Regions from separate parts of the Homo sapiens genome. Here region 2 is linked to region 1. Evidence: chromatin contacts called from ENCODE Hi-C or POLR2A ChIA-PET data. All regions are on one chromosome and are shown on one strand. Each heading gives the region's core, a stretch centred on a gene start or an enhancer-like site at or near the end of the contact. The rest is flanking DNA. Distances are from core to core; before and after follow the strand shown.

Evidence for each region. Hi-C counts contacts between places; a loop is a spot of excess contacts on that map. ChIA-PET counts read pairs that join two places held with the same protein, here RNA polymerase II (POLR2A).
Region 2: a loop to region 1 is called in a map of gastrocnemius medialis, with 15 times the contacts of the local background. The contact joins the promoter of RSRP1 here to the promoter of ALDH4A1 in region 1. A Hi-C loop is called at or near these places in 1 of 168 maps with a recorded cell type or tissue (gastrocnemius medialis). POLR2A ChIA-PET finds 5 or more read pairs at or near these places in 1 of 52 experiments (BJ).

The regions. Positions count from the first base shown.
Region 1 is chr1:18,900,339-18,904,437 of GRCh38, reverse strand. It overlaps ALDH4A1 (aldehyde dehydrogenase 4 family member A1), which reads left to right and starts at 1,883. Exons shown (of 15, transcript NM_003748.4): 1 at 1,883-1,976. The coding sequence starts at 1,915. LOC124903866 (a long non-coding RNA gene) reads right to left here and starts at 2,325. Exons shown (of 2, transcript XR_007065519.1): 1 at 2,186-2,325; 2 at 1,067-1,628. It overlaps IFFO2 (intermediate filament family orphan 2), which reads left to right. Exons shown (of 9, transcript NM_001136265.2): 9 at 1-158. RefSeq lists enhancers at 830-1,647, 1,587-1,816 and a silencer at 1,897-2,116.
Region 2 is chr1:25,246,089-25,250,120 of GRCh38, reverse strand. RSRP1 (arginine and serine rich protein 1) reads left to right here and starts at 2,667. Exons shown (of 5, transcript NM_020317.5): 1 at 2,667-2,812; 2 at 3,092-3,677. The coding sequence starts at 3,158. RefSeq lists enhancers at 2,427-3,151, 3,152-3,876.

The sequences.
Region 1 (4,099 bases), core at 634-3,133:
CTGGGTCTAGCATCACAGGGAAGGGGGGGATTTATACTCATGGAAAGACTACTGATCCTACCGGAAACCAACCTGTTTACTGTACTGTTGTAAATATCATGCCCTTTATATCCTGTATATTGGCTTCTTTTAAATAAAGTGAAATGTCTTAGAACTGATGGTGCTTTTTTTTGTTTTTGTTTTTAAACAGAAGATGAATCTGGTGTTGGGGGAGGGGTAGGAGGACGGAAGGCCACAGAAACCCTCAAACTCATTAGTTAATTAGCCATAAAATAGGGGATTTCATATCACCTGTTACATTTGTAGCTCACAATAAAAGCTTTGGAAGATGACAAAGCAGGAATCATTACACACATTTTACTGAAGGGGAAGAGAGGACATGAGACATCACAGGCTCAGTAACTGGCTTGGCCTGGTTTGGAACTGATGTCCTTTTAACCACAAAGCCCCCATTTTTCCAGGCTCTCCAACGTGCCCACAGGAGGTCACCTTCCCAGGCTCTGGATTTGACAGTAACCAATGTTCTAGTTTTTCTTGTCAATGGGCATGTTCAGGGCAACATTGCCCAAATGTGAACTGAGCCCACCTGTCTAGGGTTTTCTCCAAAGGTGAAGACAAATAGCCGCCACCAATTCCAATTTGCTTTTTGCCATTCCTAATACTTGGCATTTAGGTAATCTCCCTCTCCTACTCTTCATTTAAATGTTTACATTCTCCCAAAGTACCTCAAATGGTGTAATCTGGAGAAAAATAAGTGGCTTAAGATCACGGGGGCTTTGTGAGTTGGGTACTATTACTTCCGTTTTACAGATGAGGAAACTGAGGCCCGGAAAGGATATGTAGTCTGCCTAGTGCCCTGCTTGAGGAACCAAAATCAGCATGGGAACTGACTCCTAAGCAGGTGCGCGGTTCATGCTGCTGGAAGAAATATAAACAAATTAGAACAGAGAGTAAGGAAACGTAACATTACTTTAGGAATAGATTGGGTCCCTGAGACCTCGTCATCAGAGAAGACTTCAGAATCCAAGTTTTAAATAGCATTCTAGTGTTTACCAAGCACACAACATTTTGCAAAGAAAGCTGAAATTTTTACTTGGGGGTAAAAGGCTCAGGAACAACTGGTTTTGCGGCCAAAGGCTTTAAATGAAAAGCTAAGCGTTGGCCAGCTCAGGTTTTATCTTGCATTGATCGTAATCTGCAAGGAAGCTAAGAAGCTGGCCGGCCCCGCGCCTGGAGGGTAGGTGGAGAGCGGCTGGGTCCTGGCCAAGAAGCTGGAAGGCAGGCTCATTCCAGGGGCCGCAGCCCCCGGGAAGAAGCAGGGGGCTGGCCGCGCTGTGGCCCTGCGGGGTCGAGGAGTCTGGTAGCGGACAGGTTTCCAGCCTTGTACAAGCCACCGGCAGCCCGAGAGAAGTCAGTCGGACTCCCATCGAACCCGGGGCGCACGCCAGAGGGCCGGACGCAGCGAGTCCTTCTGCCCCGCTTCAGCACGTGTCCCATTTCGGTTATCTCATTGGCTCTATTCAGCCCCTCTCTGCTCCGCTTTGGAAGGCTGCCGCAGGACCGCCCCGCTGATTGGTTCAGAAGCTTTGGTGTGTCACTCTGACTGGTCGACAGAGTTCACGCCCTCTCTCCCGGGTCATACCATAAAGAGAGGAGGGGAAAACGCATGCATTTCAGGACTTCGCTTTCGGGTTCCCTTGTCCTGTGTTGTGTAATGCCCCCGTTATGGCACTAGAAATATTTTTTATTAGCCGAAGCTAAATATAGTGGGACTTTGGCTGATCCCGAGCTCGGAGGACAGCCGGGGTGATCCGTTTCCCCCCGAGGATCGAGGTGGTGCGCTCTGGACGGGGTTGTGCATTCTCGCCGCGCCCGGGCGGACGATCCAGCGAACAGCCCCGCTTCTAACCCGAGATGCTGCTGCCGGCGCCCGCGCTCCGCCGCGCCCTGCTGTCCCGCCCCTGGACCGGGGCCGGGTGAGTGAGCACGGGGCCCGGGGCGGCCCGAGCGCGCGCCTGGGGCCCGGGAGCCTGAGAGTCACTGGGCGTCCCCCGCGCCGCACTCCCTCCCTGCCGGACCCCCAAGCTGCCTCGGTCAACGCCGGGTTCCTCAGGGGCTCCCCTCCGACCCCCACCCAGGCCTTTCTCCCACTGAGATCCCTTAGCCTCCTCCCTCAGGTAGTCACCTTCCTTTAGCGAGGGGACCCCTCTTCCCGAATCCTGCGACCGAGTAGGGTGCCTCGGTGGCCCTGCCGGTTCCCACGCTCGGAAAGTAGCCTCTGTAGTCACTCACCTCACTCCTAATACTGGATCTTCGCAATTTGCTGGCTTCCCCTGAGGGGCCCTTCTATTTTTAGCACACCACACATCTCACTTCCCCACCCTCGTCTCACGTTCAGTGTCCCCATCCCGCCCCGGATTCCCCGAGTCCTCTCCTTCTACCAGGATTTCTACCTCTCTCTTTTCCGCTCCCCACACACCCCGCCGCCCGTTTTTTTTTTTTTTTTTCAAGTTAAATGTTGGACAGAAAAAAGGATTCCTTTCTTCTTGTAGGTGGAATAATCATATTTATAGAGTGCTTATAATGAACCAAATGCTGGCCGGGCAATTGGCAGGTGTCTTATGAGGATTAAATGAGTTAATACATGGGGAGTGCACTGAACAGTGCCCAGCACAAAGGCAGCGCCCGGTTATTATTATTGCCACGATCATCATCATTATCACCTCTATTTAAACTTCTCACTCCTGTGAGGCAGGTCATTATTCCAAATAATGAAGAAACCCAGGAGCAGTTCAGGGGTGGACCTGCCCTTCAAATCCCGATTTGCAAACCTGACATTGTGGAGCCAGGTGCCTGGACCCTTGCCCACTCAATGACAAATATTCTCAGAGCCCCTCCAGCTCGGAGCTAGGTTTGGAGAGGTAGGTGGGACACAGACCCTGCCCCAGAGGGGTTCCTAGTCTGGTGGGGCTGCCCACCTGTGGATCAGCCCCCCCTCCCATTTGAGGTTTGTTTGCTTGACCCCTGGGGCTGTTAGTGGCAGTGTCTTTCCTGATGAGCTGTGCCCTTTCTGAGTTAATCAGTGGCCCTCTCCCTTCCCCCAAGGGATGGCATGGTGGTGCTCTGAGCACAAGTGAGTTGCAACACTGCTGTGTGTCCTCTGTGGGTGAAGAGGGGATAGGAAAGGGCGCAGGAAGAGGACATGGGACAGAGGGGTTCCTCTTCTAGGCTGAGACTGGGGCCACACTTGCCATACTCCCTGTGTGATCCCGTTTGCAGGCCTTCCCTGCACTCTGAGACTCAGGAAGATGGAGCTTATAGAGTCCTGTGTTTACTGAGTGCCTACTGTGAGCTGGTGCTCTGCCAAACACCCTAGAGATGAGGGGTACCCAGGGAATTTACATGGGGTGGGGCCTTTGAGGAGTTTTCGGCTTAATAGGGGAGAAATGCATAGGAAAACCCTCCAATATCTAGTAGAAAGCAATCCATATTCTAAAAGATAAGCCCATGATAACAATAATGATTATCAAGCAATCAAGCACCATGGGCCTAACACCGAGCCGGTAAGTACTGTCTCATTCCTGTATTATCATGGGAAACGATCTGCCATCAGAGATATATGACTGAAATTACATTTGGTCTAAATCCAGATTTATGCTCTGAATTATGAGGCCTCCTGAATTGAGAGGGGAAAGAGAAAGAGCATTTTGCAGCTGGTTCCCTGGGCTCAAGTTACCCCTTTGATACAGCAGCTGGCCGCATGCCCTAGACAGGATTTCTCAACCTCACCACTATTCGCATTTGGGGCTACATTTTGGTTGCTGTGGAGTCTGTCCTGTGCACTGTAGAATGTTTAGCAGCGTCTCTGGCCTTTACCCGCTGCATGTCAGGGGCACCCCCGGCCCTGACAATTACGAAAAAAACCCTGGCCCTGACAGGAAACACAAGTTCCCAGACATTGTCAGATGTTACCTGGGGGACAAAAGTCACCTCCGGTTGAGAGCCAGTGCTCTAGAGGAACAGCTTTGATGTTTGATCACTTGTTCATTTACTCAGTGAACATTTAGAGCACACCCGTGACATGCCATGTCTGCATTTA
Region 2 (4,032 bases), core at 1,418-3,917, 6.3 Mb before region 1:
CTGCTTCTGTAAAACTGCTTCAGTTAAACCCCCCTCCCCTATTTAGACCTTAGTATAAAAGAAAATCTAGCCCCTTCTTCAGGGCCGAGAGAATTTTGAGCGCTAGCTGTCTCCCGGTTGCCGGCTAATAAAGGACTCCACAATTTGTCTCCAAGTGTGGCGTTTCTCTATCTCGCTTGGTTACAACATTGTCACATTCTTAGATGGGAAGATTTGCTATTGTAAAGATGTTATTTCTGCCTACATTAGCCTACAAATTCGGTGCTAGATGTTCTAATAACTAAAGTTGAATTTTTTTCATTAGGTGAGTGGATAGATGCTCAGAGAATATATACTGTTTAGAGAAATAAAGGAAGGTGACTTTGCAGACTTTAACTCAGGTAGACCGCGTATGTTTTTGAGACAAATACACCAGCATTCTGCACGAGGGCAAAGTAATGTTTCCCACTGTTTCCAAAATCCTGTTAATATCCAGGATTTGCTGGGCACAGTGGCTCACGCCTGTAATCCCAGCACTTTGGGAGGCCGAGGCAGGCAGATCACTTGAGGTCAGGAGTTCAAGACCAGCCTGGCCAACATGGTGAAAACCCATCTCTACTAAAAATACAAAAAAAATTAGCTGGGCATGATGGTGCACGTCTGTAAACCCAGATGCTCGGGAGACTGAGGCACAAGAATTGTGTGAACCCAGTACGCAGAGGTTGCAGTGAGCCCAAGATCACACCACTGCATTCCAGCCTGGGCGCCAAAGCGAGACTGTCTTAAAAAAAAAAAATTAGGATTTTTCTGGTCACCATTTTTTAGGCACACATTGACTGATACTTTGAACTGTCTACGGAGACTTGTTCCATCCTTTCCTATTCATAACCAAGAGCTCAAAACTGTATCGTAAGTATACTTTAGTTCCCCAACACATCATTTTTATACTTGTCAAATGTGAAACTCGTGTTGTTATTATTATTATTTGTTTCCAGACGGAGTTTTGCTCCTGTTGCCCAGGTTGGGTTGCAGTGTTGCAATCTCAGCTCACTGCAACCTCCGCCTCTCAGGTTCAAGCAATTCTCCTGCCTCAGCCTCCCGAGTAGCTGGGATTACAGGCGCCCGCCACCATGTCAAGCTAATTTTTGCATTTTTAGTAGAGATGGGGTTTTGCCATGTTGGCCAGGCTGATCTCGAACTCCTGATCTTAGGTGATCTTCCCGCTTCGGCCTCCCAAAGTGCTGGAATTACAAGCGTGAGCCACCGCGACTGGCCTCGTGTTATTTTTCTGTCCACTCACACAGCTTTATGAGAACTTTCGGCAAAGGTTTCTGATGGATGGGCATTGTATCTTCACTGTCTTGAGATTTAGAGAAGAAACTGTTTAAGAACTACTTCCATCATGATGCATCCTCAGGAGATGTGGATGAACTGCGGAGATGTGGGGTGAAGATGAACAAGAGATGAGTGAGTTTGTGTCTCCCTCTAAAGAAAGTGGCTTTTGTCAAAATGTACTTGTAAAGAAGTGTATAGGCTGGGCAAAGTGGCTCACGCCTGTAATCCCAAAACTTCAGGAGGCTGAGGCGGAAGAATCGCTTGAGCCCAGGAGTTGGAGACCAGCCTGGGCAACACAGTTAGATCCCGTGGGTAAAAAAGTGCAAAAATTAGCATGGTGGTGCATGCCTGTAGTTCCAGCTCTTCGGGAGCCTGGGCTGCAGTGAGCCGTGATGGCCCCACCACACTCCAGCCTGGGCGAGTGAGACCCTGTCTCAAAAAAAAAAAAAAAAAAAAAGGCAATTAACCCACAATTTTCAAGGCAATTGTTATGCTTTATTACAAGAAGTGTTTGAAATGCATCCCATTTGTAGATCCCTAGAAGTAAAATAGTCACCTTTGTTTACACTCACACCAAACACAGTTTTTGGAAGAGATATCGCAGACTTCATTATTATCCCCAGATTAAAGGTCAGTTTTGAGTCTTTTTATTTTGTCTCGACCTTATTACCTTCCTAGCCAAAACATGGAAGTAAAACATCTTTTCTACGTTAATACTGCATTTCCAGGGGTCTTGGGGTGTTCCGGGGGAGGGTGAGGTCCCCTCTCTGTCATGGCGGGGTGTGGACGCGGTCGCCTTCTCCTGGCGCCGCGGTACCTAGGACAGGAGGAAGAGGCCAGGAAGGGTCCAGGGAGGCTCAGGCCGGGTCTGCGACTTGCCGGTGGGTGGCGGCAACGACCCTGTGGGCACCAGCCCGTCAGACGGCCCCAGCTCCGAGCCCGGCTGCGAGCCCTCTCCAGCCTGCAGCCGCTCCTCTCCCGGCCCTACTCCCCGCCCGGCACTGACGTCCAGCCCCGCCCGTGCAGTGAGGCCAGAGCCTGGTGTAGCCCCACGCGGGGCCGTTCCATCTTCGAAGTTTTCTGGTGACTGGGTCGGTCCCGCAATTATCTCAGATCAGGGGGGAAGCCAAGGGCAACGGGACACCCTGATGTATCAAACACCTCCCCCTGGAGCCCCATCGCGCATGCGCACCCTGGAGGCAAGCGCTCGAGGCACAGGGCGCGGCTTGGGGAGGGAGGAGGCAGGGCGGTGGTTGGGCAAGAGAAGAGCCGCGCCCACCACGGAACATCTCTGCGCATGCGCCGGGGGCCAGCTTCTGGTACTTTTGACGCGTCTGCTAACGTAGTCCCTCAGTGCGCATCCGGACGTAGGAGGTGGAGGTTGTGGAATTCGCCGTTCGAAAGCAGGGACTAAAAGCCCCACTTCGTCTTACGTTCCGAAAGGAAGGCGTCTGTTGAGCCTTTCTCTCAGTCGTGAGGGAGGCGTCGACGGCGTGCGGTAAGTTTTCTGCTGACGGGGTCTCTCAGGACCACCGCAGTGGTCTCTCAGGAGTGAGGGACGGGAAACGTGCCGGGCCCCGCGTTTGGGGAACGCAGCGTTTCGCTTCAAGGCCGCGGCCTCAGGGCGCCGAGCGGGGTTTCTAGGGCTCGGTTCCTGTCGCGGCGGTCGCCGCCCGCGCCGTGGCTCCGCCTCCCGGAGGTTCCCCGACTGTGGCTTCCGGGTGGCCAGGCGCCGGCTTCCGCGACTCGACTTGTTTTTTCTCTCTTGGTTTTTTAGGAAGTCCTGAGTTGAGGCTTGCGGGATCCTTTCCGGAGAAAGCGCAGGCTAAAGCCGCAGGTGAAGATGTCCAACTACGTGAACGACATGTGGCCGGGCTCGCCGCAGGAGAAGGATTCGCCCTCGACCTCGCGGTCGGGCGGGTCCAGCCGGCTGTCGTCGCGGTCTAGGAGCCGCTCTTTTTCCAGAAGCTCTCGGTCCCATTCCCGCGTCTCGAGCCGGTTTTCGTCCAGGAGTCGGAGGAGCAAGTCCAGGTCCCGTTCCCGAAGGCGCCACCAGCGGAAGTACAGGCGCTACTCGCGGTCATACTCGCGGAGCCGGTCGCGATCCCGCAGCCGCCGTTACCGAGAGAGGCGCTACGGGTTCACCAGGAGATACTACCGGTCTCCTTCGCGGTACCGGTCCCGGTCCCGTAGCAGGTCGCGCTCTCGGGGAAGGTCGTACTGCGGAAGGGCGTACGCGATCGCGCGGGGACAGCGCTACTACGGCTTTGGTCGCACAGTGTACCCGGAGGAGCACAGCAGATGGAGGGACAGATCCAGGACGAGGTCGCGGAGCAGAACCCCCTTTCGCTTAAGTGAAAAAGGTGGGTGGGTCATTTACCTTTCCATTTGTGGTAATGTATGGTGGCAGTATATGAGTAGGCTAGGGAACCAACGTTGCTGTGTAGTTTCAATATTAGTTCCTTTAGTGCCCGAAATCTTTTTGGAGGAAAGAGGGAGGACATTACCTGTATTTAAGTGGACAGCATTCTCTTTAGGGTTAAAGGTCAACTGGATGTTAAATGGCTCAGGATGTAGGGAACTTTTTTTCCTATTGGCTGACTGTTCTTAGTGGGTGGAGCCTTTTAAATGTTATGATTAAGTTAAAGGTTCTAAGTTAACGTGATTGGGAAGAACAATATCAAAACACGCCTTCTTTTAGTTGACATTATTACTGAA